Linked DNA regions of Homo sapiens: all the other regions are linked to region 3. Evidence: read pairs that join two places in POLR2A ChIA-PET (ENCODE). Cell type or tissue: MCF 10A. All regions are shown on one strand.

Region 1 (4,000 bases), 120 kb after region 3:
TGCCTCAGCCTCCCGAGTAGTTGGGACTACAGGTGCCCGCCACCAAGCCCTGCTAATTTTTTTTAAATATTTTTAGTAGAGACGAGGTTTCACTGTGTTAGCCAGGATGGTCTCGATCTCCTGACCTTGTGATCCGCCCACCTTGGCCTCCCAAAGTGCTGGGATTACAGGTGTGAGCCACTGCGCCTGACCTGTACTTATATTTTTAATTATTTGATTCCACTCAAATACTCTTTACTCAGATAGTTTATTTTATTATCTCAAGTTATCATAACTTTTCCTACAGGAAAAAATTAAGAGAATACAGCAAATCAGAATGGAAAAAGAACTTCGAGCTCAGCAAATTCTAGAGGTAGAAGTCTTAAATTTAATATAATTAAAGTAATTTAGCCATATATTTTTAAGTCTGCAAAAATAAATATTTTGCGTGCATGTTTTCTCACACAAATTGTTTGTCAGATATTCTCTTTAAACATTCTGCATAGAATAAAACTTTATCTGAGCCTTATTTAGCAAGCTAATCTAATCCCAACAGTAAAGATATACAAAATGAGGCAAAAGAAACAGGAAAACTTCTGAGCAGTCAGTGGAGTTGTCATAAAGTTCATGCGCTAAAATGTTTTACTTTTATAAAAGTAAACAACAAAAGAAAAATCATTAGGGCTTATAGTCTGATATTTACTTTTAGTTTAGAAACAAATGTTTACAGAAGTAAGATTTCAAAAGTAAAAGTAAATTTTAAATGTGCAAAGTTTTATCAGATTGTTTTTCTGGTTTCTAGCATATCCCTCTTCCCTGCAAGGCTAATTAGAATAGAGATAGAGGACATCTGTTGGCAACAGCAAAAGTAATAGGCAAAAGACAGCAAAGAAAAAATACAGGAAAACTTCAGCTAGCATATATAGGAACTGAAAAGCCTAGCAACAGCCTGTAATCTTTTATTTGAATAGCAAGCAATTTTCAAAACCTTAATAGCCCAAAGGCATTACTCTTTGGAGCTGTGCAGTATAACTGATGTTGAAAATAGTTGCCCTGAGTCATCAAGAAAACGCCAAATTACGTTTAGTGTACTGTGTCTAAGCAGGCATGTCTCAAAATTATTTCCATCTAAAAGAGTGAAAATAAACTTTTCATGTTTAAATTTATTACAACTTCTCCACCATTCCGGAAACTGCTGCTTTATAGAACAGTTTATTCCCTGAGGGCTCCGGATAGCTGAGGTTTTCTCTGTTACAGTTTTATTCCTTCTAGAAACACACACATTTTTTCTTACCCATTTCAAATTAATTTTAAAAACCGGAAATTGAAAATGTTTTTATTTTAAAGTAAACTGACAGTAACTACTAGTTATGAAACTTCTACACAGTTAATGATTTTAAGATTATGAAGCTTATGTTTGATAAATAGCATGGTCTCAATAGATTGTGCCTCATGAAAGATGAGATTACAAGTTTTCATTCTATTAAAAAAAAAACACTTGAACTTAACCACACTATACAGAGATGGGGAAAATCAGACTTAATATGCTTCACTTAATAGACATAAACCAATAATGAATTTCTTTATCTCAAATTTTCAAGTATTAAAAATAAATTTTAAATAAACAGGTTCATTCTCAAATATTACTAATTCTTGAAATAATTTTTATTTATTAATTAAAATCTATTCTGTTTTCTAAATGTTTTACAGTGATTATGTTTTACTTTTAAAATCAGAAAAACAATGTGACATAAAATCACTTTTCTGTGATTAAATTTTAAGGTAAAAGAACATAAACACTCAATTATTTCAGACTTAACAAAGCTTGAAGAAGAAAAGCTGTCATATTCTTATGACTCTAAGAAATTTTTGTGTATTCTAATGCTATTCTATAAATTAGAAACAAAATTATTACGTTAAACATAATGTTAACTGGGGGGAAATCTGTAATTGTCTACATATGTGTTACATACTGTTTCGTACCTTGTGAGACATGTAGCTTCATTTCAAGTCTGACATTATTTGCAAGTTGTAGTGGTGCTGTTGCATGACTTTGAGACCTGTTTTGCATGCACAGGCTAAAAAGAAAAAGAAGGAAGAAGCGGCAAATGCCAAATTATTGGAGGCCGAGAAACGAATAAAGGTTAGTTTAGATGAGAATCAGAGTTTTTATTTTTGAAAAATAAAAACTATATGTTATACTGGCATCAGTTATATGAAAAAATAGCTTTCTTCAAAATGACTATCTGAAAATATGTTTAGCAGATACTACATGTGTATAGTGTATGTTTTTATTTGTATGTATATTGTATGTGTATTTTTATTTTATTATGCAGGGTTTTTTGTAATGCTTTGAGCTGTTTAGGAGACATCAAATCAGAAATGCAAATTGTTGCTTAATACCTGTATGTAGTTTTGCTAGATAAGAATGACCCCCCCCAAAACTGTTTTGTGTGTTATTTATGTTTATGTTTATGTTTATGTTTAGGCATAAACTAGATATGGTATAGGTATGTTTATATTTGAGTCTCAATCTGATTCTCCCCTTTATAACTTTTTCTTTGTTAATATTCAGCAACTGTTTTATCTATTAAAAATGAAAAGCCTACAGAAACAAAAGCCAAACTTCATCAACTGTTATTTACCAATAATAAAATTAGCTGCTTTTAATTATTTTAACTTCATGTATTTGGGGGTGTTTTGTTCTGATTTCCTGGCATGGGGTATAGGAGAGTTGTCCCCTTCCTCCCCTCCCCCACCCTGCCGTCCACCAGTAACTGAATACTGAAAGGGGGTAGCTGGGTGAGCCTACTGGTACTGGAAACAGCCACCACAGTTATACTTTGTAAAGCCAGGGAACTGTTTATTTTTTCTACATAGACTGTCTTACTTTATTTTTTAAATTTCTACCTTTTCATGTCTGCCGTTAATATTAATTTCATCCATATTGTAACTTCATAGAAATACTGAGATCAGTGACATTCCTAGAATGGTTTGCCTTAAGCCCCATCCCCTTGGAATGGTGCCCTGAATTATAGGTGGACATGAAAATTTCACACTGATTGCCTAGTTTTTGTCACTTTAATTCATACGTAGTGTATAGAAATGAAAAAAAAATGATGTTAATTATAGAGTATATTTGAGAGTTTATATTCAGAATGGAGAGAGTTCTAATCAGCTAGATTTGAGGGTTGCACCATAATGTATTAAACTGATTTAAAAATACATGTGTGGGTTATATCTGATAGGCTCTGACCATCTAGCTAGTTGGTTCAATGAATGTGCCATTGAAGTGTGCAGTTAGGTCAGTCATTCGTTAAATTTTAAGTTAAAATGACTACTGAAGAAAGATCCTTGCTACCATATTTACCATATTATATGATCTCTATGTAAGTATTTGTTAGGTAGAAGCATACAAAATCGAATTGACATTTTATAAATAAAAAATAATTGAATATTGGCCATTTCATATGGTTCAACCTAATGAAAAACTATAGAATCTCAGAAAAGGAACTTTTAATACTTTTAGCATGTTCTAAATCTTCTCTAAAAATCACGTATTAAAAGTTTCTTATTTTTAAGGAAAAAGAAATGAGAAGACAACAAGCTGTTCTTCTGAAACATCAGGTCTGTATATGTATAGTTATACAATTGTTGAATGTACATTTTATAATATTGCTTAAACCTATTTGGGGGAAAATCTTCAAAATATTTTCTTTAAAATTTCTGATATAATTTCTGCTTAAGTTTTTCCTTCAACCTACAGTTTATTGCCTTGCTTTGGTATTGGTGTCTTTTTGGGGGGTTAAAAAATTGGTTTTATGACTCTGTGATTTCTGTTTCATAATGTTGTGCCAACTCTTTCTACCAGGAGTTGGAGAGGCATAGACTAGATATGGTATGGGTATGTTTATTTTTGTACATCTAACACCGCATTGTGATTTGGTTGTGATATGGTTGTCATAGCAATGCATAAAGTGTAGCACTGGCTGCTGTCATATTACATACTGCTGCATGGCTT
Region 2 (4,000 bases), 110 kb before region 3:
ATGATTGCGTGTCTTGGGGTTGCTCTTCTTGAGGAGTATCTTTGTGTTGTGCTCTGTGTTTCCTGAATTTGAATGTTGGCCTGTCTTGCTAGGTTGGGGAAGTTCTCCTGGATATCCTGAGGAGTGTTTTCCAACTTGGTTCTATTCTCTCTGTTATTTTCAGGCACACCAGTCAAATGTAGGTTTGGTCTTTTCACATAGTCCCATATTTCTTGGAGGCTTTGTTCATTCCTTTTCGTTCTTTTTTCTCTAATCTTGTCTTCTCGCTTTATTTTATTAAGTTGATATTCAGTCTCTGATATCCTTTCTTCTGCTTGATCAATTCAGCTATTGATACTTGTGTATGCTTCACAAAGTTCTCGTGCTGTGTTTTTCAGTTCCATCAGATCATTTACGTTCTCTAAACTGGTTATTCTAGTTAGCAGTTCCTCTAACCTTTTTTCAAGATTCTTAGCTTCCTTGCATTGGGTTAGAACATGCTCCTTTAGCTCAGAGGAGTTTGTTATTACTCACCTTCTGAAGCCCACTTCTGTCAATTTGTCAAACTCATTCTCCATCCAGTTTTGTTCCCTTGCTGGTGAGGAGTTATGATCCTTTGGAGGAGAAGAGGCATTCTGGTCTTTGGAATTTTCAGCCTTTTTGGGCTGGTTTCTCCCCATCTTCATGGATTTATCTACCTTTGGTGCTTCATGTTGGTGACCTTTGGATGGGGTCTCTGAGTGGATGTCCTTTTTATTGATGTTGATGCTATTCCTTTCTGTTAGTTTTCCTTCCAACAGTCAGGCCCCTCTGCTGCAGGTCTGCTGGAGGTCCACTCCAGACTCTGTTTGCCTGGGTCTCACCAGTGGAGGCTGCAGAACAGCAAAGATTGCTGCCTGTTCCTCCCTCTGGAAGCTTCGTCCCAGAGGGGCACCTGCCAGAGGCCAGCCAGACCTCTCCTATATGAGGTATCTGTCAGCCCCTACTGGGAGGTGTCTCCCCATCAGGAGGCACAGGGGTCAGGGACCCACTTGAGGAGGCAGTCTGACCCTTAGCAGAGCTTGAACACTGTGCTGGGATATCCGCTGCTGGCTTCAGAGCCATCAGGCAGGGACGTTTACTTCTGAAGCTTTGCCCACAGCCGTCCCTTCCCCCAGGTGCTGTGTCCCAGGGAGTTGGGGGTTATATCTATAAGCCCCTGACTGGGGCTGCTGCCTTCTTTTCAGAGATGCCCTGCCCAGAGAAGAGAAATCTAGAGAGGCAGTCTGGCCACAGAGGCCTTGCTGAGCTGTGGTGGGCTCCACCCGGTTCGAACCTCCCAGCAGCTTTGTTTACACTGTGAGGATAAAACTACCCACTCAAGCCTCATCAATGGCAGATGCCCCTCCCCCCACCAAGCTCAAGTGTCCCAGGTTGACTTCAGACTGCTGTGCTGGCACCAAGAATTTCAAGCCAGTGGATCTTAGCTTGCTGGGCTCTGCCTCATGCCTTTTTAAAAACTGCATAGTACTCCACTGTGTGGATGTTCCATAATTAATTCAACCATTTCATTATGACAGATATTTGGATTATTTCCAGGCTTTTGCTATAAAGTGCTTCAAAGAATAACTTCCTGTATATATACCTATTTTCATATTTTTGTCAGTGTTGGTCAGATTTTTAGAAGTGAGATTTGCTAGCAAAAATAAAATAAACACATATGTAACTTTGTTACATACTGCCAAATTCTCCCTTGTTGGGGTTTTTCCATTTTGTACTCCAAAAAGAAGAGGAGGAAGAAAAAAAGAAAGAAACAAAAACTGCCCCTTTTTTCTATAGGAGCCTCATTCACTAGCAGCCTGTTTTGTAAAACTTGGACTTTTGGGAATCTGAAGGATGAGAAACAGTATCTCCGCAATTCTTCATGTGCATTTCTCTTACTATGAGCAAGGTTACAAATGTTTTTATTTAAGGGGCATTTCTTCCCCTTAAATGCCCTTGGGCATTTCTTTTTGTGTGTGTGTGGTTTTTTGTTTTTTGTTTTTTTTCTGAGACAGGGTCTTGCATATTGCCCAGGCTGTAATGCAGTGGTTAGTTATAGTGCATTACAACTTCAAACACCTAGGCTCAAGTGATCTTCTTATGTTAACCTCCCAAGTACCTGCGACTACAGGTATATACCACTGCACCCAGCTCACTCTCTCGTGCATGCTCTTGCTCTTTCTCTCTTTCCTTCCTTCCTTCCCTCCTTCCCTCCTCCCTCCTTCTTTCCTTTTATCTTTCTTTTTCTCTCCCTTCCTCTCCCTTCCCTTCCCTCTCCCCTCTCCCTCCCCTCTCCCTTCCCTTCTCTTCCCTTCCCTCTTCCTTTCTTTTCTTTCCTCTTTCTTTCTTCTTTTCTTTCCTTTCCTGTTTCTCTCTTCCTTTCATTCTTCTTTTTTTTTTTTTTGAGACAGGGTCTCACTCTGTCACCCTGGCTGGAGTCCAGTGGTTTGATCATGACTTACTGCAGCCTGGACCTCCCAGGCTTCGAATAGCTGGGACTACAGGGGCACACCACCATGCCCCACTACTTTTTGTATTTTTTGTAGAGACAGTCTCATCATGTTGCCTAGGCTGGTCTTTAATTCTCTGCCTGCCTCAACCTCTCAAAGTGCTGGCATTACAGGCATGAGCCACTGTGCCTGGCCCCATTTCTTTTTCTCTAAAATGACTGCTTATCTCTCTAGTCATTTTGCTATCAGGTTGTTAGTCTTTTTCTTCTCTGTTTTTAGGCAGGCTTTACATATAAGTTTATTCAACTGTCTCATATAAGTTGCAAATATTTCTTTACAGTTTGTCATTTGTCTTTATAGTTTGCTTGTGGTGTTTTTGTTTTGGCTATAGAAAAGCTATTTTATGTAGTAAGATTTACCAGTATTTCCCTTTATTGTATCTGGTTTTGACCATTGCTGGGAAAGTTTTCTTTAGGCTCTAATTATTGGGGAATCCTCCCATAATTTTTTTTAGTACTTGTATAGGTTCAAATCTTCATGTTTAAATATCTGATCTTTTTCAGTTTTATTTTTGGAGCAGATCCAAGTTTATCCTTTTTCTTACGAATACCCAGTTATTTGAATACCACTTTGGTTTTTGCCTTTTTTTTTTTTTTTTTTTTGAGACAGTACTCACTCTGTTGCCCAGGCTGGAGTGCAGTGACACAATCATGACTTCAGCCTTGACCTCTTGGACTCAAGCGATCCTTCTGCCTTGGCCTCCCTGGTAGCTAGGACTACATGCATGCACCACCATGCCTAGCTAGTTTTTTTTTTTTTGAGATGGAGTTTCGCTCTTGTTGCCCAGGCTGGAGTGCAATGGCATGATCTCGGGTCACCGCAACCTCCGCCTCCCGGTTTCAAGCAATTCTCCTGCCTCAGCCTCCCATGTAGCTGGGATTACAGGCATGTGCCACCACGCTTGGCTAATTTTGTAATTTTTGGTAGAGATGGGGGTTTCTCCATGTTGTCAGGCTGGTCTCGAACTCTTGATCTCAGGTGATCCACCTGCCTCGGCCTCCCAAAGTGCTGGGATTACAGGCGTGAGCTACCATACCCGGCACCTAGCTAATTTTAATTTTTTTTGTAGAGACAGGATCTAGCTATGTTGCCCAGGCTGGTCCCAAGCTCAAACAGTCCTCCCGCCTTGGCCTCCCAAAGTGCTGGGATTACAGGCATGAACTACCATGTGTGGCCTTGAACACCAATTATCAAAAAGTCCATCTCTTCCTCACTGCTTTGAGATACAGCTTTTATCTATACTAAATTTCCATATGTACTTGGGTCAATTTCTCATTTTCCTATTATGTTTTATTGGTTTTTTATTCATGTGCCAGTGCCAACTATTAAGCTTTAAAGGTTTTATAATGCTTTAGTATCTGTTATGATTGTCCCCTCCACCCCTGGCAAAGCTCTCTTTTTCAAGATTTCCTGTGTTTTTCTTATTTCTTTTTCCAACTGAATTTTTTAACAAATTTGTGCTTACAGCCGTGTTCTTAATCAGGGATGTT
Region 3 (4,000 bases):
TCATCTTTCTCATGTCCTCTTATTTTCCCTTTTATTCATATTAGTTTTAAAGACGGCATTCTGTTCTTCTACTCATAGTTTTGTAAGTCATCTTAAATTATGTTGGAATAAGATGGGATATAAATAATTATGTAACACCTATTTATTGTAGCAGAAGGCAAGCAAGCAAAAAGTAGGAAACTTTCTTCCTCCTCTTGTCTCTCCCTCTGCCTTCCCACCTCATTTTGCACATAGTTCTTAATATGGACGACTGAGCTCTGTGGTTTCTTGGACTTTCCAGAGTACAGGGGAATTCACTCTGAAGCTTTTTGTCTGTATAGCACTACCAGGTCCAGTTAAAGAATGCCTCAGAGGATAAGTAGGGCTGAAATATACCCAAGAGAAGGAAAAGATATATTTTTCTCATTTGTCAGCTCTGAGGGCAAGTCTTTTTCCAACTGGTTTTTGTTCCTTACCTTTTAACTGAATTGTAAACTCATAATATCAAAAGTTACTGCCTCTTGATAAAAACCACCTTCAGTGAAACCAAATATCAAATTTATTTGCTGTACCTCTTTATGTTTTCATTTCATCGTGCTCTAAATTTGACACATTATAGGAAACTAAGATGGTCATAAATCATTGAAACAATTGAAATAATAATTTTCTGATTTAAAATTTTGTTTTGTTTTGGTGTATGAATTACATACTCAAAGCTACTTATGTGGTAGGAATTACATCTCAAATTTTCTATAAAGGAAATAAGAACTGTGTTTTGCATTCCATGTGACTACTATGGTTTTTAAATTATTTAATGTTAACGTGACCAAGAAATTCAGCTGGAAATGTTAACTTCGTAGTTGTAGTTTTTTGAAAACTTGCTATTTCATGTGTCATTGTAGTAAAGGTGGTGATTAGTGATGTTAGCAACTTGCATTAATGTGGCTCAATACCGAATACATACTCCTTGAAATGACATATTACGTATATGTAATGAGACCTGTTCTGAGATTCTATACCCTTGGCACAGTCTTCTCTCCTGGGTGTTCTTTTTGTTATTTGTTATCATTCTGTTTTGTTCTATTTCAGTGCATTATAACTTTATTTTGCAAAATGAATAAATACAAACCTAATTTAAGTAGTATAATTTTAATATCTTAACATGATTATATTGTTGTAACGGGCTCTTAAGAGCTTTTTGCATTAAAATTAAATCTTACTTGTTCTAAATAGTTAGGATATTGATGCATGGCCTTAGTAAATATAGAATTTTAAAGATAAATGCAAATTTTATGAATTTACAGAATTATCTAGATTTTTTTAAGTAGTAAATTAGTTTATCATTTTGATGGAGTTGGGTTTTTTGTTTGTTTGATACCCATGGCTAATTTAAATCTTCCCTCATCAAACTACACTAAAAATTTCAGAGAGTGAAAAAACAGCAATTTGGGGGGAAAAAAAAAACTATGGACAAAGAAACTTAGTTTTCAAGCTAACAATGTTTTTAAAAAATGCTCACAGGTTAAATATTTTGTTTTGTTTTCTTTTTGATATATGAGTTTAAAATGATGTAGAGAAAAGTTTCAAATTATGTAAACTTTCTGATCATAGGAATTTTTTTTTCAAAGACTGCCACATAAATTATAAAGCAGTCTTATTTTGCAGGAAGTTGTCCAAATAAAAAAATAGACATGCTTTGACCACAAAACAATTAATTTTGGTCTTTTATTATAACTCAGAAATTTATTTTGTGTACTTTGTTGTAGCAGCTGAAATTTAAAGACTTTTCTTTATTTTTGGCAGGTTTTTGAGCAGTTATTCTTATTTGTTAGCATTGCTTTGTTTTTATAGTTTATCTGCCAGAAGTGATTTTTGAAACCTGCTTTTAAACAGTGCCAGTTTTCAAGCATTCCTATCATGTGAGTTTATGTGAGGAGTAAACCCTTCTTTAAAAAGGAAGAAAGACCTCTTCTCTTTATTGTCTGTTTGACATTAATAAAATTAAGAAAAGAACGATTACTTGAGACATCAACCTTACCTGGCTTAGTTTTATCACGTGAGCATTCACGTTTGCTGGTGATCTAAGTGCTCCACCTGCCTTTCAGTTTGTTTACCAGGAAATCAAGATGTGTAAACTGCAGGAAGTACTATTTGACCCTCTCCGACAGTATCTCATTACAATAATTGCTAATCTCTGAATAAGACAGCCATGTTTTGTGAGTAACTGAGAGAGAGAGAGGTTGTGTTAGGTAGATTTTAGGTGTTTCAACAAATAGAGCATTGTAAATGCTTACTTGGATTATGTTTTCATGATAGCTTTTGATAAAAGACATATGCTGACCCTTGGGGTCAGCAAAGCTAGGACACAATAGTAGGTATTCTTTCATGCCTTTTAACTGAAAAATATCACGGCTTGTTGTTTTGGAGTGCTGTCACTGCTCTGAATCGAAAGGATAATGGCTACTTCCTGATTAAACCCACTCTCCACAGTAAGCTGTTAATGTTATACTCTATGTCTTTTTCTCCTGTAAATGCAAGGGTATTTGGTGTTTTCTTTACTTTTTAACATTGTTTTTTCATAGATAGATCTCTTATAAATATATCCTGAAGTTAAAGTTTACAATTAGAGTAGAAACTACTGTTTAAGTTTGGAGGATTTTTTAAAATGAAAAAGTATTTCTGTTTGGTATCTTAAATCCAACCAGCTCATACACATACTGTAGGTTTTGGTTAAAGAAATTAGCTTTATTAAATAAAGACATTGAAATGATAAATGATATTAAGCTGCCACTTTCTTGCCACTCTAAACAAAATTTTAAAAATAACTTATGTAGTAAAAAGATTATTTTTTTCAGAGACTTTGGATAAACTCTAATTTTATCTTGATTTAGTAAGTTTCATAATTCTATTTACATATTCTCAAAATATCTCAATTTTAATTATGAAATTAACTTATTCTTAAATTAGCAAAGAGATCCTTATGATATAAAAACAATGTTAAGTATTCAGAATATAAGAAGGGAATAATGAGCTTCTTAGTTTTAATCCTAAATCTGGCCGTCACTCCATCTGTGGTCTTGGGACAATCATTTAAACTGCTTACCTCAGTTGTCTTGTCTACTGTCTGTGTGAGTGCTTAAGTAAAATGTGTATGTTTGTTTATTTCTGTATAGTGTTACAAACTACAAAGGAAATGAATTTCACAAGTATTTTATAAAATGGAGAACTGACTCTGCACATAGGAAAACATTTGCAGTAACAATAGACAGATAAATAAAATTTATGGCTTTAAAAGAAACACCATTACATTGGCTTTTTAATTTGGAACAGAACTCTTAGTTTTGCTCAATCTTTAATATAATATTACCAAAGGAATATAAATAGGAATATACATGTTGTTGGATACACGACTGAAATGGGAAGTAGAAAGCTTAAAGGTGATTTAGTAAAGAGTGACAAATATACTTAAAATTATTTAACTTTTTCTCAAAAGTCTTATTTCTGGAAGTAAAATTGTTCAGAGTAGAGGGAAGAATGTATGTATATATGTATTATGGACATATAAGTGCAGGTGATCTATGTAGTAAGATGTTTAATTTTTAAACTGTAGTATTAGGTATGTTGATTATATAAAAAGAAAACATAAGATTATGAAAAATCAAAAGTAGTTACTGAAGAATGTTATAGAACCTAACATCTAGGAATGTTAAAAAATGGGATAATGTAAATAGACTCCTTCTTTTGTTGAAAGAATTAAGGTAGTTTCTTTCACATAATGCTTATCAGGGTTATTTTAGGTAACTCAGTAATTTTTGATATAAATTACTGGCATATTCTGAGGAGATTCTAAAGGTTAAGTTTGTGAGTATTCTAGCTTAGTCAAGTTATCAAAGTAAAAGTTATAATAGTGCCTCTATTTTAATTTATAATAAGTAATTTATGTCATTTATTGAATACTTACTATATGCAAACCTCTGGGCTAATTCTTTTGTCATTTACTATTCATGATAATCACATGAGG

What was found. Peaks named below come from ENCODE experiments on the same cell type or tissue, not always from the same donor. Only the 100,000 strongest peaks of a DNase experiment are listed, where the experiment ranks them.
Region 1: POLR2A ChIA-PET joins it to region 3 with 5 read pairs; 2 of 35 experiments call an interaction of 5 or more read pairs at or near these places.
Region 2: POLR2A ChIA-PET joins it to region 3 with 5 read pairs; 13 of 35 experiments call an interaction of 5 or more read pairs at or near these places.

The regions. Positions count from the first base shown.
Region 1 is chr2:159,396,951-159,400,950 of GRCh38, reverse strand. It overlaps BAZ2B (bromodomain adjacent to zinc finger domain 2B), which reads left to right. Exons shown (of 37, transcript NM_013450.4): 17 at 287-352; 18 at 2,057-2,122; 19 at 3,562-3,606. Among named protein-coding and RNA genes, the nearest start is that of WDSUB1, 110 kb to the right of the region's middle. In MCF 10A, no CTCF peak of the experiment used is centred here; no DNase peak of the experiment used is centred here.
Region 2 is chr2:159,621,376-159,625,375 of GRCh38, reverse strand. It overlaps a transcript of BAZ2B not described here. Among named protein-coding and RNA genes, the nearest start is that of BAZ2B, 6.8 kb to the right of the region's middle. RefSeq lists an enhancer at 1,141-1,642. In MCF 10A, no CTCF peak of the experiment used is centred here; no DNase peak of the experiment used is centred here.
Region 3 is chr2:159,514,747-159,518,746 of GRCh38, reverse strand. All of the region lies in intron 2 of BAZ2B (bromodomain adjacent to zinc finger domain 2B), which reads left to right. Among named protein-coding and RNA genes, the nearest start is that of BAZ2B-AS1, 99 kb to the left of the region's middle. In MCF 10A, no CTCF peak of the experiment used is centred here; a DNase peak (open chromatin) is centred at 2,116.